Regions from separate parts of the Homo sapiens genome. Here regions 2, 3 and 4 are each linked to region 1. A link is a contact called in ENCODE Hi-C data. All regions are on one chromosome and are shown on one strand. The core of a region is the stretch at or near the end of the contact, and the rest is flanking DNA. Distances in the headings are between cores, read along the strand shown.

Region 1 (2,700 bases), core at 201-2,700:
ATAGTGTCAGGCAGGGTTTCCATCGTGCTTATAAAACTTAGCACTTCTTCTGATGAAGTCAAGTTGCTCAGTCTCCTGTAAAACATCTGACTCTCCTCATTTTTAACATTTTGTTCAAGCCTGTCGCAGTCAGATACTTGAGAGAACACTGGTCCACCGAGTGGATGAAGGTCATTTCCATTTTTCGAATGAAACTTTTTACAATGGGCATGATGGAATTTGACCCCGAAAGGCTCAGGTTGTCGTGAACACAACCAAGGGCACAGACGCTCCTTGACTACCTTGTGAACATGATTTAGAGGTTTATTTTTTAAAGCAGCCAGAGCTCTATGCATCTGAAAATCAGATAAACGATAAAGGTTCTTCCTCAAGGTGATTAATGCCATACCATCAGATTCTCAATTTGATAACTAAATTAAAAAATTTAAAAACACATGGTTAAATACATTGAGAACATGATTGACCCAACATCAATGTTTATGAAACTACAAACGAGTATCTGGAAAAAAAAAAAAAAAAAAAAAAAGGATGGTTAACATATAAACACCAGAGGGGCAAAGTCTCTGCATCCTAGAGTTAGAAGAGTGGCTGACATTGAACAATAACAATCGCTATTACTTGCTAAACACTGTTGTAGGTATTCTATTAACTTACACAGATTCAGTACTTTTACTATCATTTTACACGAGGAAGAAGTTGAAGCACAAAGTTACTTTGCCCAGTTTATGCAGGTGGTTAAGTGGCAGAGCTAGGGTTCAAACTCAGGCAATGTAGCTCTTAAGGGTGGCCCTTAAATGTTGGTTGAAGGAAGAAATTGCATTTGGATAGAAATCAAAGAACAGGTAAAGTGGGCAAAATTAGGCGAGGTTAGAGCAAGGCAAGGGTAAAAACGCGCTGGAAAGGCCCTAAGCTGTTGGTTTCCCCTCGGTGTCGGGAGAAGGTTAGTGTTGAAGGAAAGGGTCTACTTTGTCAATGGAAACAAGGTAGGAAAAGAAAAAGCAAAACATAGATCAATGAAGGGAGAAGGTGGGGCGGCCAGTCCAGATCTAAAGACGGTGCGGGGGGATTTGGCAACACGTGTGTGCAAGACAGACAGACGGGAGGCCCCGCGGCGCGTTTTCCTAGGAATGAAAGGGACCCGCGGGGCGAGCACCCCCAAACTCGGCGCCCCGGGGACCTGCGCTGAGACACGGGCCGGGCGGCGCAGCCTGAGGAGAAAGCCGGCCAGGTCTTTGACACCCAGCCGGACCAACTGCGCGGAGACCCCGCGTTGACACCTACCGCGCTCTGCCGGGCAATCACTCCGGGTGGTCGCGGAAGCGCCTGGGCGTCGTGGGCCTCCGTAGCAAACGCGGGGCGGGAGCACGACTCAGGGCGGCGCAATGTGATTGGCCCAGGTCCCCTTCGGAGCTTTCTATTGGTCCTGGGTACCGAGCATGGGCGCTGCGTCAGTGCGCGCTGGCGCAAGGTTGGTGGAAGTCGCGTTGTGCAGGTTCGTGCCCGGCTGGCGCGGCGTGGGTAAGCTGCCTGTCGGCTACGGTTCCCGGATTCCGGCCGCTCGCCCTGCACTAATCTCCTGGGAGAGGCGGCCCGGGGCGGGGGTGGGCAGCCGGCTTGCGCCCGTGGTTCCCACGCCCTTCGGCCTCCGGGGGTCGCCGCGGGCGCGGGCTGGGGCTCGGACTTGGCCTTTGGCCTTTGGCTTTGGTGTCCCCGGGAGCGTGTCCTTGGGCTCGGCGTCGGCCTCTGCCGCGGGAGGCCCCTGGGCGGCGTGGGGTCTCTCCTCATGTTCTGCCTTTGGTTCTAGGCGCTTTCCAGGCCTAGGGAAACCGCACTCGGGGACGCGGGGAACTGGGGAACATGCCGGGTTGGGGCGGCGCGCTCCGGGGAACCCGGGACGTTCCGAGCGCCCACCCGGCGGGACGCGGCCGTGAGTTCTGCCCGCGGCCGTGAGCTCTGCCCACCGCCTCCGCGCCGCTTCCGGGGCTGCTGGGGCCCGGGCCTCCGCTGAGAGTCGTGGGAAGGTGGTGCCGGATTGTGGGGCAGTAGCAGGGATGAGGGGTTGATTGATCCTGGGAAGCCCTCAGGATGTGTGTTTCATGGGAAGTGATAGAAATTTTAGCTGTAGTAAGGTTTTCATTATCGTTTCCACCGTTTTCTGTGAGCTGTCAATGTGTAGTGTTTTCATATTGTTTATTCACTCATTCAGATAACTTATCGAGTACCAGTTTCATGCCAGGTGCCGTTCTGGGCGGTTCATTCACCGAAAGCCAAGCTTTTGGTTTGGGTTTCAGTTTAAATCTGTCTCTGCAAATTGACAGCCCACCAATTTTAGCCGTTAGATGAGTATGGAAAAAAATCTGTGAGTGTCGTTTGTTTTACTACTGCTTATCTCTTGCGGAAAAACGTGTTAGTAAAATGTTTAAGTGGATTGGAAATATTTTTTCGTTATATGCACCCGTTTGTATATATGCCCATACACTCACATATTTTTGATTTGCATTAAATAATGAAGGAGAGTATGTGCTTCAGTTACCTTTAGTACTATGATTAGTTTGTTTAGCGTTAGGATCAAATAAGAACCAAGAATCCTATCATTTTAATATAGTTTTTACTTTTATCTTTTTTTAAAAAGAGGAAACCAAAAGCTATTTAAGACTGTTGTGAATGATACTGTGGCTCAAGTTTTGTTCAGGTTCTTGG
Region 2 (2,700 bases), core at 10-2,509, 2.1 Mb before region 1:
ATTGTAATGTCCCCAGCCCGACAGAAATGCCCACTGATTCCTCCCAATATCATTAAAAAACATTTAAACTTATAAAGGAAAATTTGCAAAACATTTGTGCACGTTATAAAATGATCTTCAAGCCATCTACATAATTATTTAACAATTAATGAACTATTTGAGGCTTTGCTTGCAAAATACAATATCAGATAAAAATTATGTTTTGCTTTACACTGAAGGAACATACTGCTGCACCATGTAGATAAATCATAAGATAGTGTGTTAGTACTGTGCAATGGGTGCAGATAGCATTCACCAAGATAAGAAAAAAAGGCACCTCACATGATGTTATCCTACTGCTTGAAGAGTTCCTTGAGTGGGGCTGAGTATCGAAGTGGAGGAGATGGTCACAGGTATTTGCGTGGGGAGAAAGGCAGCAGGACTGAAAGGGCAGATCTGAGGGTTATTCATGTGCAAATCCAAAGATTTGCAGACTTTTAAAGTGTAGACAGAGGAAGAGGTTGAACAGAACTCAAAGATATACTCTAGTGATAAGAGTTTATGGTTCTTATTATAACCATAAACTCTTGTTTATGGTTGTGCCTGGAATTACCTTTTTTGAACGGGATGCTTCAATTTGTATTATGAATAATTATGCTATCTGCATGAACTAAATCTTTTAATTGATATACTTAATCCTTTAATGGATTTTTCTAGGCAGCGGTTAATTTTAATATTTAGTTAAGAAATTATCAGTCTTCTGTGGGTTAACTGTTTTTTTTTCTATCTCCTGGAAACTTTTATAAGTTTCTTTCTACCCCTGATATTCTTCAGTTTCATTATGACGTAACTAGATACAGACTTTGAAAGTTTACCCTGTTGCACATACACCCAGGAAACACCTGTGAAGTTATGTCTCTTTTTACTTCAGGGATATTCTAAGCCACTATCTCTTCAAATGTTGCCTGTTCACCATTCCATCTAACTCCAACTCCAGGTGAATGTCGGAGCTTCTCAATTTATCCTTACTCTTTTACGATCATTTTTATGTTTTCTTTGTTCTAAATTTCTCTGTAATTCAGGTTGAGTACTCTGGTGCTGTCTTTTGTTACAGGTATTTAGACAAGCATGAGCAGGCCAGGAAAGGGCCCTCCCTCATCCACTAGGAATGTCAGGTGATGGTTCGACAATGATCACTTTGCCTCTCTAAAAGTGATAAATTGTCAGCGTGTGCCAGGGAGAGGCCATTTACTGATACCCCACAGCTGTTGCAGTAAAGTGTTCATTGAATGCAGGCGCCTGGGAGAAGTAACTTCCTGGGCATGTGCATGAAGAGACAAAATGGCGGAGTATGACCCACTCGGGGCACTCCACAGGAAAAGGGAAGAAAGCCTCAGACCGGCATGTGCACAGCTTCTTAAACACACTGCCTGTGCTCACTTCCCAAGGCTAAGGAGGACACCGTGCATCTGGGAAATAATGCCCCCCCTGAGGGAAGAATCATGGGAAAGGGGCAAGCCTACAAAGTCCTGGGGTCAAGGTTAAACACTGCACCTGACCTCAGTGCCCACTTGGGACTCTTCCAAGCGTACTTTGTTTTCTTCCCTGTTCTAAAGCCTTTTTAAATAAACTTCCACTCCTGCTCTGAAACTTGTCCCGGTCTCCTCTTCTGCCTTATGCCCCTCAGTTGAATTCTTTCTTTTGAGGAGGCAAGAACTAAGGTTGCTGCAGAGCTCTACAGACTCACCGCCGGTTACTTGGATACCTTCCACTGGTAACATACTTGGGGCCATGAGACTTGGATATTTGCCACCACAACATTTTAATTCCCTAACACCTTATTCTTATTACACATTAATTACCCTGTTGAAATTTATTTTTTTATACTTTCTAACTGGCTCTTTAAATAGTCTCTTTCTACTTGGTTTGTGTTCGCTTTCTGTTCTATTGCTCTTATTTTGTCTCTTTGGATGCCACTCTCTCTTTTGGAAGACTGCTCTCTCACTTGCACTTTCTTTGGGATGAATGCTTTCTTTAGTGAGTTTGTGGAGCTCAGACTTCCATCACTGGGACTGTCTTTCTTCACGTGCTTTGGAATTTTAGTTTCCAGGCTTGTCTCAAGTTGTTTCATGTGTATGTTCACCTGTGCTTAATTTTCCCCTCCCTGTCTGCACACAGATATAATAGCACCCACTTATTTGCAGTTTCACTTCTGTGTTTTCAGTTACCTTTGGTCTGTGAACCCAAAATAACTCAGTCATATCTCAGTCAATTTAGAAAGTTTATTTTGCCAAGGTTAAGGACGCACCAGTGACTCAGCCTCAGGAGGTCCTGATAACATGTGTCCAAGGTGTTTGGGGTACAGCTTGCTTTTATACATTTTAGGGAGACATAATACATCAATCAATACATGTAAGATTTACACTGATTTGATCTGGAAGGGCGGGACAACTCGAAGGTGGGAGGGGGGACTTCCAGGTCGTAGATAGATGTAAGCATATTTTAATTGGCAATTGGTTGAAAGAGTTATTATCAGTAGAACAGAATGTCTGGGTTAAGATAAGGGGTTGTGGAGACCAAGGTTTTATCATGCAGATGAAGCCTCCAGGTAGCAGGCTTCAGAGAGAATAGGTTGTACATGTTTCTTATCAGACTTAAAGTCTGTGTTGATGTTCATGCTGGAAGGGTAGAATGAGGTTAGGTCCAACCCCCTCTTCCATC
Region 3 (2,700 bases), core at 95-2,594, 2.8 Mb after region 1:
TTTTACAGATATGGAAAAGCTGACTTCCAAAAGACACCCGGATTCTGAGTGGCAGGCCTGGGCCTTGAACCTGGCTGTTCTCAGAGCCAGCTCTCTTCAGTACTGAGCTCATTGTCTACACTATGTTCCAGTGACGCGATTTCATTCAAATTCACTTCCTCCCTGGGTCACTTGTGACCCTCTCTTAAGCAGGGTAGGGCTTATTGGTGGAGAGGGGGTGTTCTGGGGTTCTCTAGGTGAACCTACCCTTTAAAAGGGCTTCTCTGAGGATTTCAGGAACCAAGTCCGATTCCATAATGTCCAAGTTGGACTGGGCTCAAACTAGATTTTTTTCTTTTTTTTTTTTGAGACAGGGTCTCACTCTGTCGTCCAGGCTGGAGTTCAGTGGTGTGATCTTAGCTCACTGCAACCTCCACCTCCTGGGTTCAAGCAATGCTCCTGCCTCAACCTCCTGAGTAGCTGAGAATATAGGCATGCACCAGCACACCCAGCTAATTTTTGTATTTTTAGTAGAGACAGGCACTATGTTGCCCAGGCCGGTCTTGAACTCCTGGCCTCAAGTGATCTGCCTGCCTTGGCCTCCCAAAGTGCTGGGATTACAGGAGTGAGCCACTGCACCTGGCCTCAAACTAGATTTCAATATGGCGTGTGTTTGGGTTCCCTTGTGCAAGGAAGGCTGTGTGTCTCATATATGTAAAGAAAAGGAAAGCTCCTTTTGGTTACTCATCATGGTTTTTAAAGAAGAAAGGTTAATACTTATACATTCTTAGAAGTATTGGGTCCACCTTTGATTTCCATTGAATGGGGTCATCTGTGTGATGAGAGGTATTATTCTGCCATCCTGGGAAAACCCGTGGGAAGCAGGGCGTGATTTCTTGGATCATCGAAAGCTCAGGCCTGTAGTCAGAACAAGTTGACTGCATGTTGGTTTTTCTGGACTCAACATAATACGCAGAACAGATCTATATAATGGGTGGTTTGCTCTGTGGACTTTGAGTTTTTCCTCTTTCCACCTGTTCAAAGTGCTGAGGATATATCAGTGCAAAGGAACATCCTGCAGAAGATTGTGACGGACACGCTATTTCACAGTTTAAAGAAATGGCTCCAAAGGAATTGCAATTCATTTTACTATGCCCCTGGTTAAATCTAACTGACAGGTGCCGCCAAGCATTTAACTGGACCATAAACCAAACTGAGATCAAAGGATTCCCCCACCTTCCCATACCACCCAGTTGAGAGTAATTCAGCAGCTCTGGGTACCTGACAGCTGGCCTTAGCCCCTCCCCGCACATAGTAAAGGACGAGGGAGAGCAATGTGGTGTAAATGAGTCAAAAAAGCACCAGCGACTGGCTGTGAGTCACGCAGCGAGGGGATCGTACCCTTTGTTTCCTGCTTATAACCTGAACACTGTTAGACTCATCAGGGCTTCCTTTTCAAAAAGATACATGGTTCCCCTTTTCACATTTGTGGAGAGCTCAGGAGATGGGCTGAGGTCAATGGCGAGCTTGCTCCTCAGGAGAGTTCACCCCTGATTTTGGTTGCCTGTTCCTTCTTCTTTTGGATTGATGAAGAGCAAACCCACAGGATTTCATACTGGTGAGGCAGCAGCCTGGAGTGGCCCTCAAAGGAGGAAACTGGGTTCCAACCCCGGCAGTACTATCCCTCAGGGTGTGGCTGGGGAGACAGAAGCCACTTGATATATCGGAGGGTTTCATATTGGATTTGCTGAACTGAAGGGGCTAGGGGAGCAGAGGCCAAGGGCGCCCAGCCCTGCCTACTGGAGATCTCAGCCGCAGCGGGGAATCCTGGAGGCTGCTGCAGCGTCATGCTCACGTAGTATTCTGTCTGCAGAGGTGGGCTGGGCTGGGGAGGCACCTCAGGTCTCATGCCTGCCCGACCCCAGAGTGATGTCCTTGCCACCTCTCTCCCATCCCAAATCTCAGGCAGTGCCACCCATTGGAAGTTTCTGTGCAAACCAGATGCCTGTGGAGATTCTGGGCCCAGGGCCCGGCTTCTCCATGATTCAGGTGTTCCTGGGGGGAGGGAGGTGATGCCAAGTTAAGGAGAGAGTGCATAGAAATGTCCACGAGGCCCCTGCAGCTGCGACAGTGGGGGCTGAAAGGAACATGCTTGAGTTGGAATGAATAAGTGGGGATTTCTGAGCACTGCGTCATCGGTGCATAAGAATGGGGACTGTGGCCAGACACAGTGGCTCACACCTGGAATCCCAGCACTTTGGGAGGCTGAGGCAGGAGAACTGCTTGAATGCAGGAGTTTGAGACCAGCCTCGGCAACGTTGGGAGATCCCATCTCTACAAAAAAAAATTTTTTTTAATTAGCTGGGCATGATGATGCTCGCCTGTGAGCCCAGCTACTTGGGAGGCTGAGGAGGGAGGATCTCTTGAGCCCAGGAGGTCCACACTACAGTGAGCTATGATCGTGCTCCTGCACTCCAGTGTGAGTGACAAAGAGAGACTCCATCTCTTAAATAAACAAAAAGGATGGGAACTGGGTACCCAGCACCTCCCCTGGGGTTCAGGAGGAGAGACTCGGGCAGATTGCTCATATTCCCAAGAGTTTCAGACCTCATCAGCAGGGGCCTGGATGGAGGTGGCAGCTCAGGGGAGGGTGCAGCAGAGGGAGAGAGGAAGGAAGCTCTTTCCACCAGGTGTGGTTGGTCACGAAGGAGTGAAGTCTGA
Region 4 (2,700 bases), core at 112-2,611, 2.7 Mb after region 1:
TCTCAGTTCGCTGCTCGCTCAGAGCCGCCCAGGTGCGAGGGCGTCTTCACCAGAAATCGGTGCTCCCGCGCGCCCCACCCTCCGGGGCCCTGCAGATGCCGGGTCGGGGGCCGCCAGCAGGCCCTTTGGCTCCTGCTGGAGACACTGGAAGACCAGGCGACCAGGACAGCGGGTCGGGCCAGTGCGGTGTGACACGAGGGCTCGAGCGGCTTCGCAGTTTAAACGTGTCCTCATCCTACACCTCCCACGGCTGTTTCGGATTCGGTGCCCTCGTGCCCCTCAGCTTGCCCAGCGGCACGTGGGCCTCAAGCCTGGTCCCCAGCGGCTGCGCCAGCCTAGCTGTGTTCACCTTGGGGCCGCGAGGGCCTCCCACCGGCTGGCAGCTGGTGGACACGCTGTCAAGATCGGGGGAAAAAAAGGAAGGAAGGAGGCTAGGGGGACACAGGGCTGGTGGCCTCCGCAGTCTTTGACCTGCGACGGGCGCGAGCGCACCTCCGCGCCTTTGCGCAGAGACCTTCCCCCAAGATTGGCTCACGACGCCTCCTACCCCGAAGTCAAGGGCTCCCTGTGGCAAATCCTCACACGCCCTCCTCCTCCCCGCCCATCCCCGGCGCCAGGACTGACGGGGAGAGGGCAAGGCCGGGCCAGAGGGGCTGTGGGCCTGGACTGCGGCTGTCGCCCGCGGCCCTGCTCTTTTGGGCAGCCAGACGTGGGGTCAGCGCCCAGTCGCAGCCTCCGGGGGTGAGTCCGCAGATCCCCGCACGTGACACAGGCCAGGCATGGGGACGGGGAGTTCCTCGTCGTCCGTTCCCACTCAGATGCTCCCTGAGGTTCCGGAACACCCCGCCCCCCATCCCAGGATCTGACCAACCCTCAAGCCACGGCCGGCCCCGGTTCCGCGAGACGGGGGACTCTGAGGATTGTCCTCCCTTCCGGGCTGGGACTCCCCCACAGCAGCCGACCGCCCCCAGTTCAGAGTGGCCCGGCCCGCAGCGCTCCCCGGGCACAGGTCCCAGGTGGACGGCTCCGCTCCCGCGCCCGGCTCCTCTGCCCGCCAAGCGCCCCGGGGATTCCCCGGCCTCCAAGCGGCCGCGGCCGGGTGGAGTCAGCCCCGAAGCCCGGGATCCCCCGAAGGGAGAAAACCCGCTCTGCTCCTCTGAAGCGGCGGGAGAAACCGGCCCCACCCAGGTCCGGGGGCCCGACGCCCTCGGCGGAGGCCGGCTCCAGGGGTCCGAGGTTCCCGAAGCTGGAGGCCGGCTCCGCCCCGGCGTCCCCCCGCCGCCACCTCCGCCCCCATCCCGCGGGCCGGCGGAGGGAGGGGCGGGGCCGCTTGCCGCCCGCGACTCGGGTTCGGCTTCTTTAGTGATTGCTTCTGCTTCTCCCGCGCCAGCTGTCCCCAGCTCTGGGGCAACGCTGCCAGGTGCCCAGTCCCCGCGCTCGAGAGAGCGCCTGCCTGGCTCTGAACTCTGGCCAGGAAGGGGCGCGAGGGGAAGGCCCCGGGGGAAGGCGTGTCCCCGCGCCCCGCCCCGCCCCGCCTCGGAAAGCCCCCGCGGTCCCGCCCACCCCAGGGGCTCGCTCAGCCTCCGGAGACTTTTTTCTTTGAGCGCAGCCGCCTGGTGCCGGTTTCCGCCGAGCTGGAGCGCGCGGGCCACGGCTTCTCTGGGGACGCAGAAGCGAGAAGCGGGGACCTCGGCGCGCGCCCCGCGTCCCGCTCTTCCTGCCCGCGCCCCGGCCCCCGGCCCGCGCCCCGGCCGCCGGCATGGTGCTGCTGGCCGGGACCGGGCCGGAGGGCGGCGGGGCGCGCTGCATGACCCCACCACCGCCGTCCCCACCCCGGGGCGCGCAGGTCGAGGAGGACCCCGCTGACTACGAAGAGTTTGAGGACTTCTCGAGTCTGCCAGACACCCGCAGCATCGCCTCGGACGACTCTTTCTACCCTTTCGAGGACGAGGAGGAGCACGGCGTCGAGAGCGCGGAGAGCGTCCCGGAGGGCGTCCCGGAAAGCGTCCCGGAGACGGCGACCCTCCTGCGCGCCGCCTGCGCCAACAACGTGGGGCTGCTGCGGACGCTGGTGCGGCGCGGGGTGAGCGTCGAGGAGGCGCAGGAGACTGACCGCAACGGCAGGGTAAGCGGGCGTCCCCGCAGGATTTGAGCCCCCTCACTGCCCCCACTCCCCTCCTCCCCACCACATCCCCGCGCCTCCCAGCTCCTGGCTCCGGACCGGTCCCTCGGTCACTCAGCCGCCGCCCAGAGCGCCTTTTCCCCGCTGTTTGGGAGCGCGGTGCCCTGGGTGGCTTCCCCGTCTCAGGCTGGGGGACGCGGTGCGGGGAGGGAGCAGTCGAGGTGTCAGCGCGGCAGAAACGCCAGTCCGGCGTCCTCACCGCATCCCCTTCTCGTTTACCGGTCCCCGTGGACCTCCTGACTGAATTCGCGCTGGCTGCCCGTGCTGCAATCCAGGATGGGCTTCTTGCGGCCCGGTCCCCTCCTGACTATTACCTTTCCCCAGGTCCCTGGCAGGGGACCATTCCTCCTCCCCTGCAGGAGACAGCCCCTCCTGCCCAGCGCCCCATTTGGCCCCTGGGCCCCTCGCGCCGCCCTTGTCCTAACACGCTGGGGCGCAGATCGGCTCCTCCAGCCGCAATGATTTGGAAGCAACAGTTTCTTCCCTCGCCGGGACAGCTTGGTCCCCTACCCCACCTC

Evidence for each region. Hi-C counts contacts between places; a loop is a spot of excess contacts on that map. Pooled maps may share reads with other maps.
Region 2: a pooled map shows a loop between it and region 1 (16-fold over the local background). The contact joins the enhancer-like site here to the promoter of MTRR in region 1. A Hi-C loop is called at or near these places in 8 of 37 single-sample maps with no recorded cell type and 5 of 50 pooled maps.
Region 3: a pooled map shows a loop between it and region 1 (5-fold over the local background). The contact joins the enhancer-like site here to the promoter of MTRR in region 1. A Hi-C loop is called at or near these places in 7 of 50 pooled maps.
Region 4: a loop to region 1 is called in a pooled map, with 5 times the contacts of the local background. The contact joins the promoter of ANKRD33B here to the promoter of MTRR in region 1. A Hi-C loop is called at or near these places in 8 of 50 pooled maps.

The regions. Positions count from the first base shown.
Region 1 is chr5:7,867,698-7,870,397 of GRCh38, forward strand. MTRR (5-methyltetrahydrofolate-homocysteine methyltransferase reductase) reads left to right here and starts at 1,451. Exons shown (of 15, transcript NM_002454.3): 1 at 1,451-1,518. It overlaps FASTKD3 (FAST kinase domains 3), which reads right to left and starts at 1,334. Exons shown (of 7, transcript NM_024091.4): 1 at 1,282-1,334; 2 at 1-499. The coding sequence starts at 386. RefSeq lists silencers at 1,344-1,783, 1,794-1,843, 1,904-1,953.
Region 2 is chr5:5,750,837-5,753,536 of GRCh38, forward strand. No RefSeq gene overlaps it. Among named protein-coding and RNA genes, the nearest start is that of ICE1, 330 kb to the left of the region's middle. RefSeq lists enhancers at 1,885-1,944, 2,095-2,234. Within about 2 kb of position 1,260, at least 3 of the 41 ENCODE cell types and tissues checked have a DNase peak (open chromatin) inside an H3K27ac peak, as active enhancers do.
Region 3 is chr5:10,634,132-10,636,831 of GRCh38, forward strand. The region is part of intron 2 of ANKRD33B (ankyrin repeat domain 33B); the gene reads left to right. Among named protein-coding and RNA genes, the nearest start is that of ANKRD33B, 71 kb to the left of the region's middle. RefSeq lists enhancers at 1-53, 1,946-2,265 and a silencer at 1,176-1,305. Within about 2 kb of position 1,345, at least 7 of the 41 ENCODE cell types and tissues checked have a DNase peak (open chromatin) inside an H3K27ac peak, as active enhancers do.
Region 4 is chr5:10,562,709-10,565,408 of GRCh38, forward strand. ANKRD33B (ankyrin repeat domain 33B) reads left to right here and starts at 1,362. Exons shown (of 4, transcript NM_001164440.2): 1 at 1,362-2,125. The coding sequence starts at 1,760. RefSeq lists silencers at 946-1,805, 2,146-2,195 and enhancers at 1,425-2,319, 2,320-2,700, 2,336-2,545.